Regions from separate parts of the Homo sapiens genome. Here region 1 is linked to region 2. A link is an interaction called in ENCODE POLR2A ChIA-PET data of the cell type or tissue named here. Cell type or tissue: GM12878. All regions are shown on one strand. Each heading gives the region's core, and the rest is flanking DNA. Links, peaks and the distances in the headings are about the cores only.

The links. Peaks named below come from ENCODE experiments on the same cell type or tissue, not always from the same donor. Only the 100,000 strongest peaks of a DNase experiment are listed, where the experiment ranks them.
Region 1: POLR2A ChIA-PET joins it to region 2 with 5 read pairs; 2 of 35 experiments call an interaction of 5 or more read pairs at or near these places.

What each region holds. Positions count from the first base shown.
Region 1 is chr3:121,474,277-121,482,538 of GRCh38, reverse strand. POLQ (DNA polymerase theta) reads left to right here. Exons shown (of 30, transcript NM_199420.4): 19 at 727-967; 20 at 5,806-5,999. Among named protein-coding and RNA genes, the nearest start is that of POLQ, 68 kb to the left of the region's middle. In GM12878, for the core only: no CTCF peak of the experiment used is centred there; no DNase peak of the experiment used is centred there.
Region 2 is chr3:121,648,646-121,656,745 of GRCh38, reverse strand. All of the region lies in intron 3 of HCLS1 (hematopoietic cell-specific Lyn substrate 1), which reads left to right. It also overlaps the pseudogene RN7SL172P and the pseudogene RNU4-62P. Among named protein-coding and RNA genes, the nearest start is that of HCLS1, 8.2 kb to the left of the region's middle. In GM12878, for the core only: no CTCF peak of the experiment used is centred there; a DNase peak (open chromatin) is centred at 1,993; H3K4me3 peaks cover 646 bases; H3K27ac peaks cover 1,368 bases.

The sequences.
Region 1 (8,262 bases), core at 1,568-6,567, 180 kb after region 2:
TCACTTTTTTTTTTTTTTGAGACGAAGTTTTGCTCTTGTTGCCCAGGCTGGAGTGCAGTGGTGCAATCTCGGCTCACTGCAACCTCCGCCTCCCAGGTTCAAGCGATTCTTTTGCCTCAGCCTCCTGAGTAGCTGGGATTACAGGTGCCCACCACCATGCCCAGCTAATTTTTTGTATATTTAGTAGAGACAGGGTTTCACCATGTTGACCAGGCTAGTCTTGAACTTCTGACCTCAGGTGATCAACCCGCCTCAGTCTCCCAAAGTGCTGGGATTACAGGTGTCAGCCACTGCGCCCGGCGCCTCACTTCTTTTGATGATGAAAGAACTAAATATACCTAAAACCTCACAGGCCCATCTTTATTACAGTAGCTTAGCCCAAATTAGCCTTAGTGGAGGAGTCCATCTTCATTTTCAGACACATGGTTTGAGTTTGCTGAGACACACTTGTTTTTCAAGCCTACTGCTAAACTGGATCGGCCTGAGCATTGTAGGAATGGAATAGTTACAACTTTCCTTTCTTTGAAAGCTACTGCTGTTGTTGCTACCAAAAATGAGTCCTGTTACAATTATTCTTTCCTTCTTTCCTGGGAAGACCACTGAATAAATATTAAATGAAAATGAGTGAGGTTAGAAATGAGCTTTGTTTTTTTCCCTTTTCATTTAGAGGTACATAAGTGTCTTTGAAAAAAATCAGGAAAATATTCTCATTGCTATCCCATTCAGGTGGCATGCTGGTTACTAGATCCAGATTCTCAGGAGCCGACTCTTCATAGCATAGTTACCAGTTTTCTTCCTCATGAGCTTCCACTCCTAGAAGGGATGGAGACCAGCCAAGGGATTCAAAGCCTGGGGCTAAATGCTGGCAGTGAGCATTCTGGGCGATACAGAGCATCTGTGGAGTCCATTCTCATCTTCAACTCTATGAATCAGCTCAACTCTTTGTTGCAGAAGGAAAACCTTCAAGGTAAAAACCAAGTTTCTGGCATTTTTATGTTATAGATTAGAGATAGAGATTTAGCCACTCTTTATCAAAAATGGGTAAATTACACATTTATGCAAATCCTACCTTTGGATTGTCTAGTGCTTTTTTTCTGTAAAAGGCCAGAGAGTAAATATTTTTGGCTTTGTAAACTAAACAATCTCTATCACAAATACTCAACTCTGCCATTGTAGCAAAAGAGCAGCTGTAGACAAGACCAAAACAAATGGCTGTCTTCCAATAACACTTTACAAAAACATGCATCTAATGTTAGTTTGGCCATAATTTGCTGACTTCTGGCCCTTGTGTGAAGAAGAGAATTACAAAATCGCATTTATGCAGTTGTTGGTAATTTTGTATTTGAACTTTATCAAAGGATTTTTATTCACCCTTAGAAGACATCCTTAATGGATTTCAAAAAGTTAACTCTTTTCTTTTTGGAACTATTAACAAACAGATGTTTTTTCACAGCAAGGGATAATCATGAGAGTCTCTTTTTTCCCTCATGACAAATAACATGAATTTATTGTCATTGTTATCTGCTGGCCCAGATCAAGCACCCTGACTACAGAGAGCTTAACGGATGCTTATGGTAGAGATGTGAAGTAGAACAAATTTGGCTTCATTGTGAGGAGTGACCGAATTTATTGACTAATCAATAGGTACTAGAAAATAGATGGATGAATTCATACAGACTAGGGTTTGGATCTGGGTTATCCACTTATGAGCTGAGGGACTTTGGGCAAACTACTGAAACTGTAAGTCTGGTTCTTATAAAGTTGTTCTAAGGATTAAATAAGATAGTGAATATGGGCAGTGTTTGTCACAGAGCAGGTGCTTATTATGTTAGTTGATTATTATAATTTTTAACTTTCACAATTTCAATGTGCTTTTGAAAGCTCCTTTTTTTTTCTGCACTTTCAAAAATGTGTGGCTAGGCTGGCTCAGTGGTTCCTGCCTGTAGTCTCAGCTACTCAGGAGTCTAAGGTGGGAGGATCACTGGAGCCCAGAAGTTTGAGACCAGCCTGGACCACATAGTGAGACCCCATCTCAAAAAAAAAAGGGTGGTTAGGAGGTATTAAATGCATTTTTTACAGTGTTAATGCTTTCTTATTCATAGAATTCAAGAATTGAAGTGCACTGAGATAAGGGAAGTTTTTGGAGAGAATGTAGACAGCTATCAGATTTAGTTTGAATATAATTATTTCTTTGTAGAAAGAGATATAGATATGTTTTATTTTTAAAATTTTTCTGTTAGCCAGGAGGTATTCTCATCTGACATAGAAAGATATTTTAACTGCAACTTTGATTTCTTTAATAACTGTAAGATTATTCAGTTATTTCTTTTTGAATATATTTGGTAAGCTATATATATATATTTTTTTTCCAAATCTTTTTTTTCTTTTTATTACTCCACTGTGACATTCCCAACCTATATATTTTTAAGGAATTTATGTTTCATCTAAATTTTCAAATTTATTGATATACAGCTATTGCTAAGTCTCTCTTTTTTACGTCTCTGGTTTATTTGTTATATTCTCTTTTTCTTTCATAATATTATTATTTAATGTCACTTGAAGTTTTCCCAATTTTCTAGTCTTTTCAAAGAACCAACCTTTGCCTTTGATTCTTCCTATTACTTTTGTTTTGTATTTCCTTGATTTCTGTCCACATCTATATTATCTGTTTTCTTCTAGTTCCCCTGACTTTATTTTGTAGTCATTTTTCAATATTCATAACTTTGACCTTAAAACCATTACTTCTCAAATTATTTTTTTTCTTTTCTAACTTAAGAATATAAGGCAGCCGGGTGCAGTGGCTCATGCCTGTAATCCTAGCACTCTGGGAGGCTGAGGTGGGTGGATCACTTGAGGCCAGGAGTTTGAGACCAGCCTGGCCAACATGGTGAAACCCTGTCTCTACTAAAAATCAAAAATTAGCTGGGTGTGGTTGCATGCACCTGTAATCCCAGCTACTCAGGAGGCTGAGGCACGAGAATACCGGAGGCGGAGGTTGCAGTGAGCAGAGATTCTGCCACTGCACTCCAGTCTGGGCAATAGAGTGAGGATCTGTATCACAAAAACAAACAAACAAACAAAATATATATATATAGCTATAAATTTTCCTCAAAGCACTACTTTTATTGTATTCTACAGTTTTGATGTGTATACACACACACACACACACACACACATTTTTTTTTTTTTGTAGAGATGAGGGTCTTGCTATGTTGCCCAGGCTGGTCTCAAACTCTTGCCCTCAAGCAGTCCTCCTGCCTTTGCCTCCCAAAGTGCTGGGATTACAGGTGTGAGCCACTATTCCTGGCCTGATAATATTCTTATCATGCTAGATATTTTTAGATTTCTGGTATATTTTTTCACTCACAAATTATTTAGAAGAATGGTTTTTAATTCCCAAATATTTAGAAACTTTTATTTTGTATTTTTATTATATTTAAACTTAATTGTGTTGTAGTTCGAGTACATGGTTGTATAATACTAATTCTTGAAATTTTTAGCCAACGATTCATTATCTAAAACCTGAGCTGTTGTGTAAATGCTCTATGTGCACACAAAAGAATGTGTACTCTAATTCTGGATGCACAATTTTATATGTCTGTTAAGTCAAAGTTGTTTTTAAAATATTCTATGTCTAATTTTCCCTGTAATTCAATCAATTTTAACTTTGTTTTGAGGCCACTTTATTAGGTGTGTATGTGTTTAAAAATGATTTGTCTTCCTGGTGAATTAAACCTTCTATTATTGTATTATGACCATCTGTATTACAAATAATGATTTTTATTCTTAGTCTGTTTTCTTATATGAATATGGCAACATCAGCTTTCTCTTAATATTAGTTCATATAGCTTTTTTCTATCCCTTTTAACCTTTCTAGGTCCCTATCTTCAGACATGTCTTATAAACAAAGTATAGCTCATTTACTTTTCAGGCTTAACTTTTTTTTTTTTTTTTTTTTTTTTACAAATTTGCCAATTTATTGTGATTCTTGATGTATTTCTGCTTATTTGATTATTGATACACTTGTTCTCTATTTTCCTACTATTTTACTTTGTTTCTAGTCACTTTTTGTTTTGTAAGTAGTTCATTCACAGTTGTGCAATATTCTAACTAGTCCTTATCTGCAGTTTTGGGGATCTAAATTTCTTCTTGGTTGTTTCTTCTGAGTCCTATTCACATTTCTTTGCTGTCTTGTATTTTTCATATTTTTTGTGAGTTCATACAGGATTTATTATGATCAAGGATCCCTGCAGGACTTACGTGGGGGAAATCTTCCCTTAGAAAGGTTTTGCTCCTGCCTCTGCTGGGTACCACACTACTCTGCATCAAAGGACCGCAGTAGCCTTTGAGAGTTTTGTTTCAGAACAGGAGTCTGAGACTCTGCTCCTCATCCTGTTGTTGTTTCAAGGATCTATATCCCCTTAACTTTTTTTGCTATGGGACTCCATTCCCATAACGACCTTGCTCCTTCCTAATGGCTATGGATGCAGGCTAGCTTCCTGCCACTCTTACTTTGTGCTTCTCTGATTGTTCCTGTTCTGACCCAAGTTCATTATTTCTCTAGTCTCAAGTAACGTGAATTTCTCCACTAGTTCCAGGCTTCTAAAGCCAGGCTCTGACGGTCTCGTACCTTCTGCATGTAGTTAGAGGCCAGTAACTCTCATTTGTTTCTTTGCTTTTCGTGGTGGTTACGGGTGTCCCTGGAGATTTCTCATGCTGATTGAGACCAGCAGTGCCTCAAATAATGTTTGTGTGGAGCTGGGGAAGGTGGGCCAGGGTTGCTTAGATTCCTAGTGACTCAATACTGGAAGCTGAAGTCTTAGGGATTCTTTCTTAATGATTTAGGACAGCATTTCCTATAGTACATTCCATGGATGCTTACTTTTCAAGATGTTAATAAGTATTATATGAAAAAAGGGTTTAATGGTCAAATAAGTTTGGGACTTTCACTTAAAATAAAATTAAATAGTTGTCTTTGCTTCAGGTCCTCTCAGGGCCTTTAATATATAAGTTAAGTCTGCCTTATCCAAAATGTGGGACCAGAAGTGTTTTACGTTTCAGATTTTTTTGGATTTTGGAATATTTGCATATATATAATGAGATATCTTGGGGATGAGACCCAAGTCTAAATGTAGAATTCATATATACCTATAGACATAGCCTAAAGATAATTTTATACAATTATTTAATACTTTTGTGCACAAAATAAAATTTGTGTACACTGAACCATCAGAAAGCAAAGGTATCACTGTCTCAGTCACTCATGTAGGCAGTCTGTGGTTGTCTGGCGGAAAAGATATATTGAAGCTGAATGGGGCAAGGAGGGGCTTTTTTCCTTTAGAGACGCTGAATAAACTTTGTGTTGTACACCTGTGTTTTGACTGTGCCCTGTCACGTAAAGTCAGGTATGGAGTGTCCTAATTGTGGTGTCATGTCAGTGCTCAGAAAGTTTCAGATTTTGGAGCATTTTGGATTTCAAAATAAGGTTGATTGTTATGCTGCTGCTAAGAGTAGAAGCAGAAACATCTTAGGAGAAATACAGTCTCTTGTAATCCAGACTAGTCACAAGATTGCCGACTCTTCTACTCTCTGCAGAGACAAGGATAGTTGTCCAGTGCTAAACTAGCCTGTACTTTTCCACCTTTCATTGTTGGCTTGAGGATGCTGCTCGGGAGACTGGCTCCTGAAGGATACCTTGGTAGCATTTCTGGATTTTCCTAGATGAATTCTGTATAGTTTAGGTAAGGCTGCTGATCTAGCCACTTAGCCAATGAATTAACGTTTTAATTTTCTTTTTTCTTCCAGATGTTTTCCGTAAGGTGGAAATGCCCTCTCAGTACTGCTTGGCCTTGCTAGAACTAAATGGAATTGGCTTTAGTACTGCAGAATGTGAAAGTCAGAAACATATAATGCAAGCCAAGCTGGATGCAATTGAGACCCAGGCCTATCAACTAGCTGGCCACAGTTTTTCTTTCACCAGTTCAGATGACATCGCTGAGGTTGTATCATGGGGCTAGGGATATAGATACATAATTTTTAGAGTTAAAATGATTGTGTGTGTGTGTGTGTGTGTGTGTGTGTGTATTTACCTGAACACCAAAGGTCAGTAAAATGAAACAGCCAGTTAACCAGATTGCTTTGGGAATATTCTAGCATCTAATTTGTAAATTATATCTGTATTTAATTTACAAATAAAGGAAGGTAATAAAGAGGACTTCTAGAATGTAAGCTCCTTGAGAAGGAGATTTGCCTGGAACGGAGGAGGGACTCACTAAGTATTTGTTGAAGAAATGATTGGTACTGGTGGTTGCATGACAGCATAGCTATTTTTCCAGGAAGTTGGTCATTTCATGAGCCCTTACCCCTTCCTTGCTTGCCCTAACATCTTTCTATAGAATAGGAAACTGGATATTTTTCTGAATTAAATGAAAAAGGGATTTTTTGCTCATGAATTCTCATCATTTAGCTTCCACTTATAAATGAGAACATGCAGTATTTGATTTTCTGTTCCTTCGTTAACATATTTAAAAGAAAATGAGGAACTTGGTTTCTCTTATTCATGTGTTGAATTCAGTGGTGCCTTTTTTTTTTCTTTTTGGTATCTGCTTTTCAAATCCCCAAGCCAATACCTAGCTGACTGCACATAAAATTACATAGGGAACTTATAGAAAATATAGAATCTCTGTTTCAGCACAAGTAGGTTTGGGGCAAAGGCAAGAATTGCTGCCCTTGTGATTCAGATGGGCCTGAAAGCATGTAAGCTACAGGCCTTGAGCAAATCCTGGACTAAGAGTAAAGGGCCTTTGATAGTATTGGCTTCTTCGTCCTGCATGTCAAAATGGCAGTTACCTGGAAGGTAGTTTGTATGTGAAGTTTCACAGTTAATTCTGAAAGCTTCACCCCCCCAAAAAAATGCTTAAGCTAAAGAACTTCTAAATATATAACTTGAGATATTTGTGTTGTCTTTAATCATAATGGGTCTCTCTTCCTGGGTTTGCTGCTTTATTATTACTTTAATAGTGTTTTATTTTTCCTATCCAGTTGCTTGGTTTTTTTTCTCCTATACTGCCATTCATGTACCCTTTGATACCTATATTAGGGTTGCCTGATAAAATATGGCACATCCAGTTTGAAATTTGTATTTCATCCTGTCATTTTTGAAAACATGGAGGAACCTGAAAGACGTTATGCTAAGTGAAATAAGCCAGTTACAGAAAGATAAGTACCATATGTTTCAGATGATCTCACTATATGTGGAATCCAATGAAGTTGAACTCCTCGAAGTGGAAAGTGGAACAGCTGTTACCAGAGGCTGGGGGAGTAGGGAGCGGGGAAATGGGGAGTTGCTAGTCAAAGGGTATAAAGTTTTAGATAGGGGAATGGGGAGTTGTTTATCAAAGGGTACAAAGTTTCAGATAAACAGGAGGAATCGATTCTAATATTTATTGTACACAAGGGTGACTACAGTCAATAGTAACGTATTATATATTTCAAAGTAACTAAGAGTAAATTTCAAATGTCTTACCATAAAAAATGATAAGTCTAAGTGTGGTGATCAATATGTTAATCAGCTTAATTTAATCACACCACATTGTATACTTACATCAAAACATCATCTTGTACCCCATGAATGTATACAACTATAATTTGTCAATAAAATCAGGTAAACAATGGATAACAATTTAGTATAAGTATGCCCCATGCAACTCAAATTTAACTGGGCATTTTGTAATTTTATTTGGTATATGTGGCAACCCTAATCCCTATACATGCATATGTTCATATCTGTGTAACATAGTTCTTGGGCTAAATAGTTACTGACATCTGTAGTAAGCCTCAGTACCTTTCATTCCTAAAACCCCAGTTCAAACTGGAACCAGATCATTGTTTCTGTCATCATTACCATTCTAGAGAAGTACAGGGATTATCTTCCCTTCCACCCCTGGCTCAACTTGTGGGAAAAATTCTTGTACTTACACAAATAGTTTCAATTTTTAGAATTATTACTGGGAAAATAATCCAAGGTTCATTAAAACCCACTCAAAGTATATAAGTGAATGATTAGGTATAGTAGATAATGTTCTGAATTGCCCTAGTTTCATCCCCTCTCATCTGAGCTTGTGAGTGTTACATGGGGTCTTCCACCTCCCACACAGCACAGTTCTGGTGTCTTCAGTGGGTGCTACCGGCCCTCTCTAGCATTCATTATTGCCACATTGTATTGGCCACCTTCTCCTAACTTTTTGTGCCTAGGGACTATCA
Region 2 (8,100 bases), core at 10-5,009:
TTAAAATACAGATTTGTACTTAGCTATTTGACAGAAGTTGGAAGCCATGAATGGTAATATGAAGAAATGTAACACTTGGAAAACCTGTTGATAAAAACTATTTTGGCAACGATGTTCAGGGATCTTTAAGATTATAGCCCCATATGCATTTTACCAGAAACAAACAAACAAACAAAACCCTCCGATACCAGAAGATAAAAGGAACTTACAGACATATCCAGGGGTTTCTGTGGGATATGTCATACATTCAGGCTGAGAGATCCCCTTCTCTCTTCCACGGATGATTCAGGATCATCTAACCAGGACCATCTGCTTTGGATAGTATCAGAATGTCAAACATTAGTAGCAAGGTAGACACAATAAATAGTGTAACAAGCAAAAATTCAACAACTACACACAAAATGGCAAGATTAATACAGTTTTAAGCTCCATTTTTAACTCCCCCTACCGCACCCTAAAAGCAGTGTTTTTACCTCTAGATTTTAAAAAGTGTCAGTGGATGACCACATTGCACAAGCAACATACTGTGAAAGCCTGGCACAAGTTTCTACAACTGGATGACAATACCACATTGTTTAATCAGAAATAAATGGTTTCGGCCGGGCGTGGTGGCTCACGCTTGTAATCCCAAAACTTTGGAAGGCCGAGCGAGGAAGATCACTTGAGGTCAGGAGTTCAAGACCAGCATGGGCAACATGATGAAACCCTGTGTCTACTAAAAATACAAAAATTAGATGGGCGTGGTGGCGGGCACCTGTAATCCCAGCTACTCAGGAGGCCGAAGCACGAGAGTCTCTTGAACCCAGGAGGCACAGGTTGCAGTGAGCTGAGATCGCACCACTGCACTCCAGCCAGGGTGATAGAGCGAGACTCAGTCTCAATAAATAAATAAATAAATAAATAAATAAATAAATAAATAAATGGTTTCAATTAAGTAGCTATAATGAATATTATTCTTAAACCATGCCATTCTGGAAAAAGATTGAAACAATGGAACAGGGTCATTCAGGAAGCTTCTGTGATACCCCTCTATAGACTCATAGATCAAAAAAAAAAAAAAAAAAACCACAAGACCCTTTTCCTTTTCTGAATAAAGGCCACTCAACGCTGGTATTCTGGGAATTGTCCAGATGAGGATGCACACTTCATGCCTTTGGTGGTATTGTAGCCAATGAGGTTTATCCGAGGTGTGATTATTGCTAATTGAAAACTTCCCAACACTCCGCCATGACGACTTGCAATATAGTAGGCATTGGCAAAAAAAAAAAAAAAAAAAAAAAAAAGAGCAAGCAACCCTCATAAAAAAATGAAATAACTTAAAAAAAAATAGCCACCCTGAAGATGTATAGTTACAGGTCAATGGGATAGCCAATGTCTAATGCAGTACTTAGCACTTCTGAGCAGCTCAGTGATGTTAGTTTTGTTTCCTGTTAATATAGGTTAGTTTAATCAGATTTCCTTTCTAAAATCTAACAAACATGTAAACAGACAACAGCCCTTTTTTCTCCTAAGTGGTGTCTACCTGGACTGTTGGATTGCACAACTCCTATACACAGATCACTCTGACGGGTGCTGCCTGGAGTGGTACAACATGGTGACCCTGCACATTTCCTTGTTAACCTAACTGAATCTATCAGATAGAATAAACGATGGAGATATTGACAAAAAAATCTCGCTCATCTCCCATTTACCCAGGTTATCAAGGAGTGAAAGCCTGGTATCTGCTGGTAACAGGCCAGGTGGCTTTAGACAAGTCCCTTTTCCTCTCTGATTCTCATTTTGCCCATCTGGATCAAAAAGACCTCTAGAGGACTTTCCAGTAGTAAGTCTCCACTATTTGGGGATTCCCTCTCGTTAGTGTGGGCTAAGTCAGTCTTTAACATCTGATGGGAATCACCATGGTCCTTGGAAAGGAGAGGGAAATTGGAGAGGAGAACAGTAGCTGTAGATGCTAACACTGACAGATCCCAAAATGAAAAAACAAAAAACAAACAAACAAAACAAAACAGTAGCTGTAGAGCTGAGACGACTAAAAGCAGGAAAAGGAAGTGGTTGCAGTTCTTACTAATCTTACTACCTTCCCCACACCGTGATGTCTCTTTTTAGGTCTGTCTTGAATAAATTTAGTTTGGATAGTAATTTGGTAATTCAGTGAATAATTCAAATGGTCCTATGCATCCCTTATCCATTCTGTAAAGGAACTGCCTGGTTTTCAAGAACTATCACCCTTCTCTCCACCTTCTTTTCTCCACTCTTGCCCATTCATTCTCAAGACTCAAGGGTGTCTTTTCCCTTGACCTGTTTGTTTATTTTCAAATCTGTCACAGACTGATACTTTTGTAAAATAAAATACAATTAAGTTTCTGGAAAAATAAATGGTTAAAAATAACATAGACAATACAAACACAGTTTTTATTTTTAAATTCAACAGATATAAAATCACGATGTTGTCAGGCATGCTAGTCTGTGCCTATAGACCCAACTACTCAGGAGGCTGAGGCAGGAGGATCACTTGAGTCCAGTAGTTCTGGGCTATAGTGCTCTATGCTGATTGGGTCTCCACGCTGAATTCTGAATCAATATAGTGACCTCCCACCTCCCAGGAGCAGGGGACCATAGGTTGCCTAAGAAGGGGTGAACTTGCCCAGGTCAGAAATGGAGCAGGTCAAAACTCCAGTGCTGATCAGTAGTGGGATTGTGTCTGTGAGTAGCCACTGTACTCCAGCCTGGGCAACAGTGAGACCCCATTTCTAAAAAAGAAAAAGAAAAAGAATAAAATCACTATGTCAAATTGCTATAAAAGTTTCTAAACACATATTCTCAATTTTTATTCTTATTTCCCTGTGAAACAGAAACAGTTCAGCTTGTGGACCACACACTGAGTGGCACTGCTCTGGAATAATCTTTCAGCACTTCCTGGAACCAGTCTGGCCTTTAGATTAAATCTTTACTGAGCTATAACCATAGGATGTCTGCCTCAGTGGCCCTGTCCTCTTCTCGTGCCCTGACATTTTATAGCAAGTGGAAATAAAGAATGGTGTAATGCCAAGAGTATAGAAATAGAATTCTGGAGCTCTAGGGACTGATTCCAGCTCTGCTGTAAAAAGGCTTATGATGCTGAGGAGAGTAATAATATTTTACCATCCTATCTTGATTTCCAGCGCTGACTGGAGATTATAGTACCATCCCTGTTTACCTCACAGGGGTACTGGGAAGAGCCATGGCTATAACTTAAGAATAATGACTAACATTTATTAAGCTATTATATGTCTTGCAAAACACAGAGTACTTTTTAAAAACAATCCTATATCATAGATGACGTTGGCATCCTGATTTCACAGAAAAGTGAATGGATATATTAATGTTTAGCAATTTGTCCGAGGATACAGAGATACAGGTTGAGCATCCCTAATCCAAAAATTCAAAATCTAAAATGTTCCAAAATCTGAAATTTTTGAAAGCCCACATGATACCACAAGTAGAAAATTCCACACCTGACTACATGTGATGGGTCTCAGTCAAAATACAGGTGCACAACAGTTTTTTCAGCGTCCCCAAGGGAAAAATAAAGTTACCTTCATTTATTTAGTTCTTCTTTAATACCTTCCTTAATATAGTGTATATGACACATAAATGAATTTCCTGTTTACACATGGGTCTCGTCCCCAAGATATCTCATTATGTATATGCAAATATTCCAAAACCTGAAAAAATCCTGAATCCAAAACACTTCTGGTCCCAAGCGTTTGGGATGAGGGATAGTCAACCTGTAGTAATTTGAATTCGGCTCAGTCTGACTCCATGGGCTGAAATCTTAACCAATATATTGTTTTTGTCTAATAAACATAATATCGTCATGTCCGTAATTCTTTTGTTGAAATGAAATGCAAATTCCCATGAACTAAGCTATTGCCAATTCCCTAAGGCTGCTTGCTATTCTGTTTACAGTGACAAAGTACTTGATAAGTTGGCCTTAATAATACTACAATCACTTCATAAACAAACCTCTTTATGAGTGCCCAAAGTCTCTTTCATTTAAGGTTTTCTTCACTTTATTATTTTTCAAAAATTAACTTTGTTTTTTTTGAGACGGAGTTTCGCTCTGTCATCCAGGCTGGAGTGCAGTGGTACGATCTCGGCTCACTGAAACCTCCGCCTCTGCCTCCCAGCTTCAAGTGATTCTCCTACCTCAGCTTCCCGAGTAGCTGGGATTACAGGCATGTGCCACCTTGCCCAGCTAATTTGTGTATTTTTAGTAGAGACGGGGTTTAACCATGTTGGCCAGACTGGTCTTGAACTCCTGACCTCAAGTGATCCGCCTGCCTCGGCCTCCTACAGTGCTGGGATTACAGGTGTAAGCCACCATTGCCCAGGCAAAAATTAAATTTATTGATACCTAATCATTATAAGCAAATAGTTCAATGAGTTTTGACTATATATATATAATATAACCACCAATGCAATCAAGATATAGAATATATCTATTACCATGAAAATTTCCCTGCACCTCTTTGCAGTCAATACACCCCATACTGATCTTTTTGTCACTATAGATTAGTTTTGTCTGGCATAGAATTTCATGCAAACAGAATAATATAGAATGTATTGTTTTGTGTTGTCTTCTTTCAGCATAATGTTTTCCAGATTTATCCATGGTGTTGTGTATATAAGTCTTTTGTTCTTTTATATTGTCATGTAGTGTCCCATTGTATGGATATGTCACAGTTTTATTATTCATTATCCTGTCAATAGCCATTTGGATTATTGACAATTTGGATCTATTACAAATGAAACTGTCATGGGCATTTGGGTACAAATCTTTTTGTTGACATATCCTTATTTCTCTTGGAAAATTGCCAGGAGTAGAATTGCTGAGTCATATAATAAGTGTATGTTAAACATTTTGAGAGACTCTCAAACTCTTTTCCAAAGGGAATTTACCCTCTTTCATTCCTACCAGTAATGTGTGGGTTTCAGATGCTCCACATTTTTGTCAACATTTGTTATTGTTAGTATTTTTAAATTTAGCTGGGTGCAGTGGCTCATGCCTGTAATCCCAGCACTTTAGGAGGCCAAGGCAGGAGGATGACTTGAGCCCAGGAGTTCAAGACCATCTGGACAATGTGGAGAGATTCAGAGTCTACAAAAAAATTAAAAATTGGCTGGCTGTGGTCTGAGCTATTCAGGAGGCTGAGGCAGGAGAAGCACTTGAGCCCAGGGGGTTGAGGCTGCAGTGAGCCATGTTTGCCCCACTGCACTCCAGCCTGGGTGACAGACTGAGATCCTCTCTAAAAGACAAACAAAACAAAACAACAACAACAACAACAAAACCAACTTAACCACTCTTTTAAGTTAATTTGAATTTCTCTGATGACCAGTTTTATTGAGTATATTTTCATTTGCCATTCATATATCTTCATATATCTTCTTTATGAAGTATCTGTTCACATCTTTTTCTCACTTTTAAAGTGAGTTGTTTGTCTTTTTATTAAGTTGCTGAAAGTTCTTTATATATTCTGGATGTAAGTCTTTTGTGAAATATGTGTTTTACAAGTGTATTCTCCCAGAACATAACTTGCTTTTTCACTTTATTGATTGATTGATTGATTATTTATTGATTGATTGCTCTGTTGCCCAGGCTGGAGTGCAGTGACATGATCTCAGCTCACTGCAACCTCTGCCTCCTGGGTTCAAGCGATTCTGCTGCTTCAGCCTCCTGAGTAGCTGGGACTCAGGCGCCCACCACCAAGCCCAGCTAATTTTTGTATTTTTGGTAGAGACGGGGTTTCACCATAGTGGCTAGGCTGGTCTTGAGCTCCTGACCTTGTGATCCACCCGCCTTGACCTCCCAAAGTGCTGAGATTACAGGCGTGAGCCACCACACCTGGCCACTTTTTCATTTTATTAATGGCATCTTTTTAAGAGCAAAAGATCTTAATCCTGATGATGTCTAATTTATTGAAAAAAAATTTATGGGGCTAATGCTTTATGTGTCTAAGAAATATTTACCTACCCCAAAGTTGTGAAGACTTTCTTTGATGTTTTGTCCTAAAGGACTGACAGTTTTAGCTTTTACATTTAAGTCTATGACCCATTTCAAGTAGACTTTTCTGTGCAGTGTGAGGTCAAGATTGAGGTTCATTTTTCTCCATGTGATTATTTAGTTGTTCAACAATATTAAAAGAGTATTCTGTTCCCATTGACTTACCTGGCATCTTTGACCACATACATGTGGGTCTATTTCTGGACTCTATTCTGTTCTGTTGATCTATTTTCTACCCTGACAGCATACCATACTGCACTGATTATTGTAGCTTTATAAGTCAAGAAATTATGTAGTCCTCAACTTTGCTCTCCTTAAAAAAAAAAAAAGAAACAAAAGATTTTACTATTCCAGGACTTTACATTTTCACATAAATTTTATAATTCACTAGTCAATTCCTACAAGAATGCCTGTTCAGATTTTGATTGGGATTGCATTGAATCTATAGATCATTTTAGGGAGAACTGACATCTTAATGATATTGAGTTTTCCAATCCATGAACATGGGATATCTCTCCATTTATTTAGATCTTCTTTAATATTTTCAGAAATATTTTTTAGTGTTTAGGTCTTGCACATACTTTGTTAAGTTTATCCTAAAATGTTTCATGTTATTTCATGTATTTATATTTAACTTCCAGTTTCCAAATGTTTATGGCCAGTATGTAAAAATACAATTGATTTTGATATAATGACCTTGTATCCTGTGACCTAGCCAAATGCACAATGCTTTAGTAGCTTTTTTTGTGTGAATTCTTTAGGATTTTCTACATACATGATCAGGTCATCTGTGAATAAAAACCTTATATTCTGAGTCACTCACATTTGTGCTTTTAGTTTTGTAATAAAAAACAAACACAGATTGAGGAATGAGTCATCTTTGAGGTGCTACATTTTGCTTGGTTCACATAAACTGCATTGCTTTATCAATACAAAGTCTTTTAAAACTTAAATTGGATATCTGAGAGTTAATATGTCAAAAGTTTCTTAGGCACAACACAGCATATTGAATTGGAATTTTTTGTTTTCCTCTCTATCTCTTCTAGCTGTCCTCTATCTCCATACATAAAACATTTTTGTGTCCTCAGAGCCTAACAGTACCTCACACTTAAAAGTTGTTTAGTTAATAGTTATAAAATGAAGGAATGATGTGATTAAGACCTGTTTAGGCCAGGCGTGGTGGCTCACGCCTGTAATCCCAGCACTTTGGGAGGCCAAGGCAAGAGGATCACTTGAGGTCAGGAGTTTGAGACCAGCCTGGCCAACATGGTGAAACCCTGTCTCTACTAAAAATACAAAATCTAGCGGGGCATGACATGCATGCCTGTAATCCCAGCTACTCTGGAGGCTGAGGCAAGAGAATCACTTGAACCCGGGAGGCGGAGATTACAGTGAGCTGAGATCATACCACTGCACTCCAGCCTGGGCGACAGAGCAAGATTCTGTCTCAATAATAATAATAATAATAAAGACCTGTTTAGAATGACTTCCACTATAACCTAAAGAAGTCTGTTTTCTTTGGGCCTCAACAATTTCATTCAAATTATATCATTGGTATGATCCCCTGACTAGTTTTTCTGTTATCCTTTAGATGAATATTTCTGAGTATCATTTTCTAATCCCTTTTAAAAACTTGTTTTAACTATAATATAGTTATAACCCATTTAACAATTATTATATTCATTAAAAAATTGCAGATTTTTTCCATTTGAAAGTAAATTTTGGCCCCATTTTCTTGATCTTTCATCTGAATACTTCAGTTGGAAGATATTGGGCAGGCATTTACATGTCCTTGGTACTAGTAGCTTATGACACAGTGTTGGTGTTGAACTGACAACACAAGATCTCTGCTTTCAACGCTGCCAGAGAGTTTAGAGGAGGCATGGGAACAGGGGGTTCTTCCAGCACTTGGCTTAATTTCATCTGGTTCATAGCCAGCTTTCTAAAATTAACTGCGGCTAAAGCTGAGAAGGCTTTTTAAAAAGACCTTTGGTAGAATTATCCACTAAAGGCCACCAGATGGATCTATTCTTCCTTAAAAGAAGACAATTTCTGCT